3 separate regions of the Homo sapiens genome follow, and all the other regions are linked to region 3. Evidence: chromatin contacts called from ENCODE Hi-C or POLR2A ChIA-PET data. All regions are on one chromosome and are shown on one strand. The core of a region is the stretch at or near the end of the contact, and the rest is flanking DNA. Distances in the headings are between cores, read along the strand shown.

Region 1 (3,609 bases), core at 1-2,500, 620 kb after region 3:
GCCTCCCAGGTTCAAGCGATTCTCCTGCCTCAGCCTCCCGAGTAGCTGGGATTACAGGCATGCGCCACGACGCCCAGCTAATCTTTGTATTTTTAGTAGAGACGGGGTTTCACCATGTTGGCCAGGCTGGTCTTGAACTCCTGACCTCAAGGAATCCACAGGCCTCGGCCTCCCAAAGTGCTGGGATTACAGGCATGAGACACCGCGCCCAACCCGAAGCTCAATTTCCTCATGTATTAATTAAATGAGATAATTTATATGGAGTTCTTAGTATAGAGCCTAGTATCCAAGAAACATCAAACAAACTGAAAAGAAATCATTTAAGCACCAAAGCACTGAAGACATTCCCTTCAACAACTGTTATATATATTTATGTATGTATAAATTTGTGTAAAGGTAGAAATAAACCGGTGGACAAAAAGATAACAACTGAATGATTTTGCTCACCCCAGGAACCACTCCTCCCTATAAACTATAAACTTTTCAGTAAGAGTTACCACGAGATAGCCTACCATCTTACATTTCAAAAAAACACTAAAAACTCCGGGGACACATTCCCATTATCTCCTGTCAAAACTGAGAATAAACAGAACACACCCTGCGAAGAATAAGGAGGGAATGACGAATAATTTGACCAAATTCCTTGACTGAGTTCATGCTAGTTACCAGAAAACAAAACCAGTCACTCACTGAGACCACGCTTCTTCTCTGACCTCTATACATCCTTTCCAAAGAGCTTCCTTCCCCACCTACCTGAAAAGCATCCCCTCTCCCCTGGTCCGAACGACAAGCCCTTTTCTGATCAAGTCAGAATCTCCCAGACCCACGGCCGGAGGACAGGCGGGCGAGGAGCACAAAAGCCTCTGCCGCATGGATCGGGGCCGGGCCGCAGGGTCCCCCGGGGGTCCTTCTCCTCCCCATCCACCCCATCGCAGCCTCCCCGTGACGGCCGGGACCCCAGGCCCGGGCCCAGGGAGGAGAAGGAGGGGGCGAGCGGCCGACCCTGCCTGGGCGCCCCACCCAAGGGGGGCCGCCACCTACATCTCCCCACCGCCCTCCCGACCCGGGAAGCCCCTCGGATTGGACCCGCCCCCGCCCCAGCAGGTCTTCGGCCCCACGCATCACCGCTTGCGCACCCGAGATCCGCAGTGGTCGCCGCTCTCCAGCCCCGGCTCCGCTCGCCGGGTCAGCTTGGCTCCGCTGCCCGCCTCCCCCGCCGCCAGCTCACCCCTGGCGGTGCGACCAGGGTTTCCGGACGCCCACGTGACCCTCCCGTCGCGGGGCACGCTGGGAGTTGTAGTCCCGCCACGCGGCCTCACCTGCCGGCGCGGAGGAGGGCGAGGAGGGCGGAGGCTGGGAGCCCACAGAACTCTGCTGCTGCGGACCTGGCCAGTAATGTTAGCTGCAAAAGACGAGAGGTAGAGAGAAGAAATGATATGGGGAGAACTGGTGCATCCTTTTTTTTTTTTTTTTTTTTTTTTTTTCAAAAAAGCGGTATTCGGTCTTTGTTTTTATAAAAAGTAACGTGCTGCTAAGTGTGCTACTGACCGGCCTAAATTTTAGGTGTCTAATTAAATGCAGGCCGGGCACAGTGGGCTCACGCCTGTAATCCAACACTTTAGGAGGTCGAGAAGGGAGGATCACTTGAACCCAGTAGTTCAAGACCAGCCTTAGCAACATAGCCAGACCCCATCTCTACAAAAAATGTTAAAATTAGCCAGGAGTAGTGGCATGTGCCTGTGGTCCCTGCTACTGGGGCGACCGAGGTGCGAGGATCGCTTGAGCCCAAAAGTTTGAGGCTGGCAGCTGTGATTGCTCCACTGCACCAGCCTGGGCAACAGAACGAGACCCTGCCTCCAAAAAAAAAAAATCCAACACAAGTGTCTCACACCTGTAATCCTAACACTTTGGGAGGCCGAAGTAGGAGCATCATTTGAGAACAAGAGTTTGAGACCAGCCTGGGCAAGGTAGTGAGAGCCGCCCCCCATCCACCACCACCACCGCCGCCACCGTTTCTTAAATAAAGGGAAAAAATACAGACACTTGTTCGAATTTTAAAGAAAAAAAACTTCTCTTAATCCAGAAAATCTCCACAACAACCATTACATACCTGTTCTCAAGATAAACAATCACTAGTCTTCAAATAACAGAACTTGACAACACCTTTTGTCAAACATAGTTCCTCCTTACTTAATAGTAGTAATTGGGGAGACCACTCATGTTGGCTTTATCCAGAAGCAAAACAAACTTCGCATAACTTTTTGTTGTTGTTGTTCGTTTTTTAAACTTCGCATATCTTTTTGTTTGTTTGTTTTTTGTTTTTGAGACGGAGTCTTGCTCTGTTACCCAGGCTGGAGTGCAGTGGCGTGATCTCAGCTCACTGCAAGCTCCGCCTCCCGGGTTCAAGGGATTCTCCTGCCTCAGCCTCCCGAATAGCTGGGACTACAGGCGCCCGCCACCACGCCTGGCTAATTTTTTTGTATTTTTAGTAGAGACGGGGTTTCACCGTGTTAGCCAGGATGGTCTCGATCTCCTGACCTCGTGATCTGCCCTCCTTGGCCTCCCAAAGTTCTAGCATTACAGGTGTGAGCCACCGCAGCCGGCCAAAGTTCGCATATCTTTATAGCAGGAGGTAGTTTTACAAATTGGAGCAAGGCGCCCATACCCACTAATTTAGTCTCTTACCCTCATGTAGGAACTGGAAGATACAGGCACTAACTCACGTCTGAATTTCAAAAAGATGACCCCCAAGTCCTTGAGGATACATTTCTGAGTTGTGATACTGGCAAGAGGCTCATTTCGCCGTTATAAAGATTTGTGTACATTCGAAAAGGACAGAGAAAGAAATTTTGAAGGAACAGAGAGAAGGCTGAGAAGTCTCTTTATTTTCAGCAGAGGAATTAAGCCTGTTATTTTTCATTTTTATTTGCCCTTATACAGTGGTAGTTTTGTTTCTAGCCCTTATACAGTGGTAGTTTTGTCTCTAGGCATCCAAGGAGAAATATGATGTCAGGGTGAGCAAAAATAAATGAGCCAAATATGTTACTTTTATTTTTAAAAATATATTGTGAATCGTTTATTTTTCAGCCTAAAAAAGGTAGCAAATTCTGACACATACTACAACATAGACGAACCTTCAAAAACATTATGCTAAGTGAAATAAGTCAGACATAAAAGGACCAGTACAGTACAGTTCCACTTATATGAGGTAGCCAGAGTAGTGAAATTCATAGAGTCAGAAAGTAGCATGGTGGTTGCCCATGGCTGGAGGGAAGGGGAAATGAGAAATTGTTGTTTAATGGCTATGGAGTTTCCGTTTGGGATGCCAAAAAAGTCCTGGAGATGGATGGTGATGTTGGTTGCACAACAATGTATTTAATGCCATTGAATTGTACACTTAAAAACGGTTAAAATGGTAAATATATATACATAGAGTGAAATACATAGTTTTTTGTGTTATATTTACATATGGGTGTATACATATATATGTGTGTGTGTATACTTCAAGTATATAACCTGTGTCACCACCACTCAGGGCTAGAATGCCTTCTTAGCCATGTGGTGGTGTGTATCTTTAATCCCAGCTACTAGGGAGGTTGAGGTAGGAGG
Region 2 (3,353 bases), core at 203-2,702, 900 kb before region 3:
TGCACTGTTCTCACTCATATGTGGAAGCTGGAAAGTTGATCTAGAAGTGGAGAGTAGACTAGAGGTTACTTGAGGCTGGGAAGGGAAGAGGAGGGACATAGACAAAAGCTGGTTAACAGATACAAAAGCACAACTAGAGGCTGGACATGGTGGCTCTCGCCTGTAATCCCAGCACTTTGATAGGCTGAGGCGGGAGGGTAACTTGAGCCCAGGAGTTCTAGACCAGCCTAGGCAACATGGCGTAACCCCATCTCTACAAAAAATAACCCGGCGTGGTGGTGTACACCTGTAGGCCCAGCTACTCGGGAGGCTGAGAAGAGATGATCACCTGTGCCTGGAAGGTCAAGGCTGCAGTGAGCCATGACTGCACCACTGCACCCCAGCCTGGGCAACAGAGTGAGACCGTGTCTCAAAAAAATAAAAATAAAAGTGCACAGCTAGAGAGGAGGAATGGGTTGAGCACCTGTAGGCACTGTAGGGTAACTCTAATAATTTATTGCATATTTTCAATTAGCTTGAAGAGCATATTTTGAATGTTCCCAAGGCAAAGTAATGATAACTTTGTCTGTGGTGACAGATATGCTAATTACCCTGATTTGATCATCACACAGTATATTCATACATGGAAATATCACAATGTCCCCCATAAATATTTGCAAGTATTATGTATCAACTAAAAATAATAAAAGCAAAAAACACATCATGTTGTACACCATAAATTTATATGTTTTCTTACCATCAGTTAAAATACAAATAAAAATCTTAAAAAGAAAGAAAAACGCTGGGCATAGTGGCTCATGCCTATAATCCCAGCACTTTGGAAGGCTAAGGCAGGAGGATCGCTTGAGCCCAGGAGTTCAAAACCAGCCTGGGCAACATGGCAAGACCTCGTCTCTACAAAAAGTAAATAAAAAGTTAGCTGGGCGTGGTATGCTCCTGTAGTCCCAGCTACTCAGGAGGCTGAGGTGAGAGGACTGCTTGAGCCCAGGAGGTCAAGGCTGCAGTGAGCTGTGATTGTGCCACTGCACTCGAGACTGGGTAAGCAAAAAAATAAAAAATAAAAAATTACAGCATATGGGATTGTATAGAACAGGATAATGTCAACAAAGCAGAATGAAAGAGAATAGTTCAGCCTGAATTACTAAAATGACAAAGCAAGAGAGCATTTTTAAAGAAATATTATTTCATTATCTACAAGTAAACACAGTCAAACCACTTTTTTTGTCCCCCGAGACAGGGTCTCGCTCTGTCACCCAGACTGGAGTGTGGTGATGCAATCACAGATCACTGCAGCCTCGACCTCCCAGGCTCAAGCGATCCTCCCACCTCAGCCTCTTCAGTAGCTGGGACCACAGGCACACACCACCAGGCCTGGCTAATTTTTTCTGTTTTTTTTTTTGTAGAGTCAGAGTCTCGCTACGTAGCCCAGGCTGGAAAACCACATCTTTACTAATGTGCGCAACCCACGTTAACATCCTGTGAGACAGCAATCACATTTATCTCATCTTCATTGTATATCACCAGCACCTGACCACAGGCACTTAGCAAGCATTTGCTAAACGGATGACTCAATGACTACAGTCATCTCCACTATGTTTATAAAATTTTACCTTGAAAAGGTCTCTAGGAATCTGCCTTCATGAAAAGATAAGAATTCTACTTTATGATCTCAATCATTTTATAAATGGTACAGTACTCCAAAATTACTTGAAAAACTTCATTGTTATATGTACTCAATCTCATTTAAACTATTTTGCAAACTCTTTTAATTTTTTTAAAATATGGAATGCTTCCCCAATATGCATGTCATCCTTGCACAGGGGCCACGCTCATCTTCTTTGTTGCCTTTCAATTTTAGTCTATATGCTGCTGAAGCGAGCACTGCAAGCTCCTTAGCACATGCAAAAGTCAGTGTCAGCTTGGTTTGCACATGAAATTCTAGAATTTGGAATTTGTGGAATTCAAATGAAGTTTTAACTACTTAAAAATCACACACTTGCACACATGCAATCTAAGGAGAGCATAAAAGAATGCTGAGTATTTTGCAATCCTTACCTACTTGGTATATTCCTGATGATAAAGGGGAGCGAGAGAAAAACTACAATTATGCACAGACGCAGCAATGGCAGCCCATCTCCTGCCTCATCTCTCCCTTCACATCTTCACTAAGGGGATCCAGTGGTTATGATTTGAGTTATTTTAAAGCTAGAATAGCTGGGAACACAGTGACATCTGAGTAAATAATCTCTTAAGGGTTCATGGATGGCCATGAGGGTATGTGTCAGGGCCTAGTCACCTTCCAAAAACAGTCAGCTGGAAAAGGAATAAAGCACAACCTCCAATTTACCAAAACTGAAACAACAGTGTTCTCTCAGCTTCCATTGCAAGGTGGGTCCTTAATATGCCACATGACCTGGGACAGTCGTCAACAGCCTTGCCAAGAAGCCTAAAGAGAGCCGGTAGCTGTACCACCCGCAGGAGTGAGAGGGAACGCTGGTCCCATGGCAACATGGAAGAGGGCTCCATAATGGATCTCAAGCAGCCTCCCTCCCCGCTCCCCACCTCCATTAATTTTTACTTCATTACGACTTTCAACAAAAGAAATATTTTTATGTGAATTATAAAACAGGCCGAACATGGTGGCTCACGCCTGTAATCCCAGCACTTTGGGAGGCCGAGGTGGGCAGATCACATAAGGCCAGGAGTTCAAGACCAGCCTGGCCAACATGGCAAAACCCCATTTCTACTAAAAATACAAAAATTGGCCAGGTGTGGTGGTATACGTCTGTAATCCCAGCTACTCGGGAGGCTGAGTCATGAGAATCGTTTGAGCCTGGGAGGCAGAGGTTGCAGTGAGCCAAGATAGCACCACTGCCCTACAGCCTAGGCAACAGGAAGAGACTCTGTCTCAAAAAGCAAAAAATTTTAAAAAATAAAATAACTGAAAGCTAGGAGAAAAACTCAGAATATTTTAAAATAGGATATTTAATTTTCTATGCAAGCAATAAAATACCTACACAGCAGCATTAAAGCTATCTAATGGCACCTTTCAAGAAGTAAAGTTCTAAAAGTAAATTGATATTTATAGTGAGAAAACTATCTTTCTACAACATGAAAATAATGTACAGATTCTGCTATCTCTTCAAATTGTAACAGCAGCATCTGAGCTTCTAATATTCACAAAATCATCTAATTCGCTTCTTTCCTTCACATTCAAGCTCTCGGTCCCAGAGCTGTGATGCTTACTACCTGGATTCTGAGCCTATGTTGAGAGTGGTGTTTGATTTTTGTTATTCTTATAGAATATACTGGCTGTAATACCATCAGAAGGCATTAAATGCAGGCACTGAAAG
Region 3 (3,342 bases), core at 1-2,500:
ACACATCGAAGTGTAAAAACTTAGTTGATTCTGGGTTGCTTTCTGGCTGGAAGCTGACAGAACGGACTGAAGAGAAACGAAAGACAGTGTGCGAGGCAGACCTACTGCTTTTCTGCCTTGCGTTCTTTTCTTTCTTGCTAAAGGCAGTCAAATGGGGAAAAATACCCCGATGCCAGGTGAAGGTGCACAACACAGATCGACCCAGACCGAGCCAGAAAAACGTCTCCGCCGCTCCCCCGGCTGGAAAACCCAAAGTCCACGTCCCCTTCCACACGCTAATGAGGGGAGATTTTCGCCTATTTCATTGTTCTGCCTGGCTCTGACATGGACTTTTCATCTCTCTCCTCTCTCCCCACCTAGCCCCGTGCATTCCGATTCCACAGCCCCCCCAAAATCGGAGGCTCGCGGAGAATAAAGGAGCGTGGGGTGGGCGCGGAAAGAAATGGGAAGGGGCGCGGGGCGGAGAGCGAAGTGGAAAGGAGGTGCTCCGAAAGGTAATGTGGGGGGGCGGTGGAAGCTAAGCCGCATCACCTTCATTTATCGCAAATAAATAAAAAGCACAGTCACCGGTCCGCCTTCCCCGGCGTCCCTGCCCTCCCCGGGCAGCCGCCCACCCTCGCACACGCCCCCTCCCCTCCTGCGCCCCCGGCCCCTCTCCCCGCCCTGGAAGCAAGACCCTGCCGGCGCCGGGTCCCGGTCATCTTCCGGGCGAGGGAGGGGGTCGCGGCCCCCTCGGGCCCCGGGTGGGGGCTGGGGCAGGCGCCGGGGGCTGCGGGCGCGGGGCCGCGGGCAGAACAAAGCTGCGGGGGCCGCGGAGGGCGGCGGGCGCGGGGTCGGCGGGGCCGGGCGCCCCTTACCTTCGTACACGGGGGCCATCGGGGCCGGGGTGTCCGCGGTTCATGGCAACGGGGACGGGAAAGCGGCGCGCGAGCTCGGCCCCCCCAGCCTCAGTCGGAATCTGCCATCTTGAGCCTGTGTCTCCGCTCTCGGCGCAGCCGAGGCCGCCCGCGCCCGCATCACCGCCTCCCGTGGCCGGCGCCGGGGGAGGGGGCCGGGCGCGCCGCCGCCGCCGCCGCCGCCGCTGCCGCCCGGGCCCGGCGCGGGGGGCTCGGGGCTCGGGGCTCGGGGCGGCCGGGCGGGCGGAGCGGCCGAGGCCGAGGCGCCGAGCGGCCGCGGCCCCCGAGCGGATCCGCGGAGGGGCGGGAGCCGGGGGCAGCGCGCGGCCAGGGCCGGCGGGGCTCAGCTCAGCATGGCTGGGCGCGGGGGCTCCGCAAAAGTTGCTGGCGGAGGGGGGCGGCGGGCGGGGGCGGGGGCGGGGCGCGGGGCCGGGAGAGCCACAGGGAGTCCGCGCGCAATCGAGCGCCGATGGCACGGATGCGAGGCGGGGAAGGCCGAACCGAAGGGCAGAGCCGCGCCGGCGGCCCGAGGGGACCGCGCTGGGAGGGGCTGCCGCGCAGCGCGGGGGGACTGGGCGCAGGGCGGGCCCCGGGTAGTGGGTGAGAGGGCCGGCCTGGACCCGGCGGGCGCACGGCTCCGAGCCCAGCGCAGCCGAGCCGGTCTGCAGAGGGGCCCCCAGAACTTTGTGTGTGTGTGTGCACGCGCGCGCGTGTGTGCCCAGGTGCGAGGGTTCGCGCGTGTGCTGGCGGGGAGGGAACCGACCCGAAAGAGAGCCCCACGCTGGCAAAGTGGCTCGCCCATCTCACAGCCGGTTGGCGCTCGCGGAGGTAGGAGTGGAATGAATGAATGAAGGAGTGGGCGCGCGCCGTGCTCCGGAGGAGGGCGGGTGAGTGGAGGAGCTTCGGAAAGCCACACGAGGTCAGAGGCACCGAAGCCCTGCCGTGCACGCCGCGGAAATGCAGCCCCCGGGGTGGTCGCTGGGTTCCTGCCGGAGTCTGGCTTCCACGCCACCCTGATCTTCTCCTCCTCGCGTCTACACTGTCCCGAGGGCCGCCACTCCATCACTTGAATGGGAGCTCACAACTCTCTGGGTCCTCGCTTTTCTCAGCGCTCTCTCCTATCAGGGCTTCCGCTAAACACTCTCCAGACTCTCCCCAGCCGGGAGCCTCTCCAGGTTTGCTTCTCCAGCTGCCTCCCGGATGCTTGGATAGGATGCCCTGCCATCCCCTCCAACTTAGGAAGACTTGTTGAGTCTCCTCTTAGGCACTGTTTTTAAAACTGTGGGTCGTGACACAGTAATAGATCATAAAATAAATGCAGCGGAAGGCAACCAGCTTTCAAAAAGAACGAAATGGAATCCAATAGAAAATATTAGAGTCCATTGCCCTTAGTAAGGGCAACTATTGTTTCATAAACCTTTTGTTTCGATTATAGGTACTGGACAAGTGTACTGGACCATGATGTCAATTTTATTTCCGTCTGTGAATCGTGGGTTTAAAAAAGTTGAAAAGCTATCTGTGTAAAATAATGATCTCTAACACTGTATAACTTTCTTAAAAACAACCTCGTGATTTTCTCACTACTTCTTATCCTTTCCGGTCTCCATCCTCCGTTCCCATCCTTCAGTCCTTCCCAAAAAAGGCAAGCTCTTTCACACTTTTTTAGTGGTACATCACGACACCTTCCTCTGTGTGATCTTGTACTCTGCGGTCTTCCTTGCCCCCATAATCAATGCTACACTTCCTATCCCTTCTCTTAACCTAATGCCATTCACGTTTGCAGAATCCTAGACTACTGTTGCTAAAAGGACCTCAGAGGTCATCTGGGCCAGCCCTGCCCTTTTAGAGTTGAAGAAATGGAGTCCAGAGAAGTAAAATCTGTTGCCCAATGTCACACAGTATTGAAGCTTAGGAATAGGTCTCGTGGCTCCCACTCTAGTGTTTTTTGCTCCACACCGGTCATTTATCTCCTTCCCTTCTATCCTCCCTGCAATCTTTAACTTTAGTCTTGGCCCAGGTCATCCTAAATATTGCCATCTTCATAATACGTGGTTCTGGCCATGCCACGCTCCTGGCTAACATCCTCTAAGGACTCAACCTCTGCAGGTGGGGCTGAGTGCCTTGGCTTTTCATCAAGGCAGGCGAGTCCTGACTTAGCTTTCTAAGGACATGAGTTCAGCAAGTCACTGCTTCTCTAGCCAAACTGGTTTACTTGTAGCCCAGTGCCAGCTTCACCCATCTCTGTCACTGTGCCTTTGCCCAAGCGGTCACTTTCCCACCCACTTTCCCAGAGGGGTACCTTCTCCATCTTCTCTCTTTAAGCAGATTCTACCTGTGCCTGGCTCACCTCCTCCACAAAACAGCCCGAGATAGCGTGGGAGTAAGTCAGACCTAGGTTCAAATCCTAGCTCTTCCACTTAACTATGTGATCTTGGTCAAAATGCTT

Evidence for each region. Hi-C counts contacts between places; a loop is a spot of excess contacts on that map. ChIA-PET counts read pairs that join two places held with the same protein, here RNA polymerase II (POLR2A). Pooled maps may share reads with other maps.
Region 1: a map of CD8-positive, alpha-beta T cell shows a loop between it and region 3 (7-fold over the local background). The contact joins the promoter of SLC37A3 here to the promoter of HIPK2 in region 3. A Hi-C loop is called at or near these places in 2 of 168 maps with a recorded cell type or tissue (CD4-positive, alpha-beta T cell and CD8-positive, alpha-beta T cell), 1 of 37 single-sample maps with no recorded cell type and 8 of 50 pooled maps. POLR2A ChIA-PET finds 5 or more read pairs at or near these places in 2 of 52 experiments (GM12878 and IMR-90).
Region 2: a pooled map shows a loop between it and region 3 (6-fold over the local background). The contact joins the enhancer-like site here to the promoter of HIPK2 in region 3. A Hi-C loop is called at or near these places in 4 of 50 pooled maps. POLR2A ChIA-PET finds 5 or more read pairs at or near these places in 2 of 52 experiments (Panc1 and activated T-cell).

The regions. Positions count from the first base shown.
Region 1 is chr7:140,397,280-140,400,888 of GRCh38, forward strand. SLC37A3 (solute carrier family 37 member 3) reads right to left here and starts at 1,251. Exons shown (of 15, transcript NM_207113.3): 1 at 1,137-1,251. RefSeq lists silencers at 789-1,058, 1,169-1,398.
Region 2 is chr7:138,874,584-138,877,936 of GRCh38, forward strand. All of the region lies in intron 12 of KIAA1549, which reads right to left. It also overlaps the pseudogene RNU6-1272P. Among named protein-coding and RNA genes, the nearest start is that of ATP6V0A4, 78 kb to the left of the region's middle. Within about 2 kb of position 1,453, at least 3 of the 41 ENCODE cell types and tissues checked have a DNase peak (open chromatin) inside an H3K27ac peak, as active enhancers do.
Region 3 is chr7:139,776,748-139,780,089 of GRCh38, forward strand. HIPK2 (homeodomain interacting protein kinase 2) reads right to left here and starts at 1,251. Exons shown (of 15, transcript NM_022740.5): 1 at 858-1,251. The coding sequence starts at 876. It also overlaps a transcript of TBXAS1 not described here. RefSeq lists silencers at 847-936, 1,367-1,596.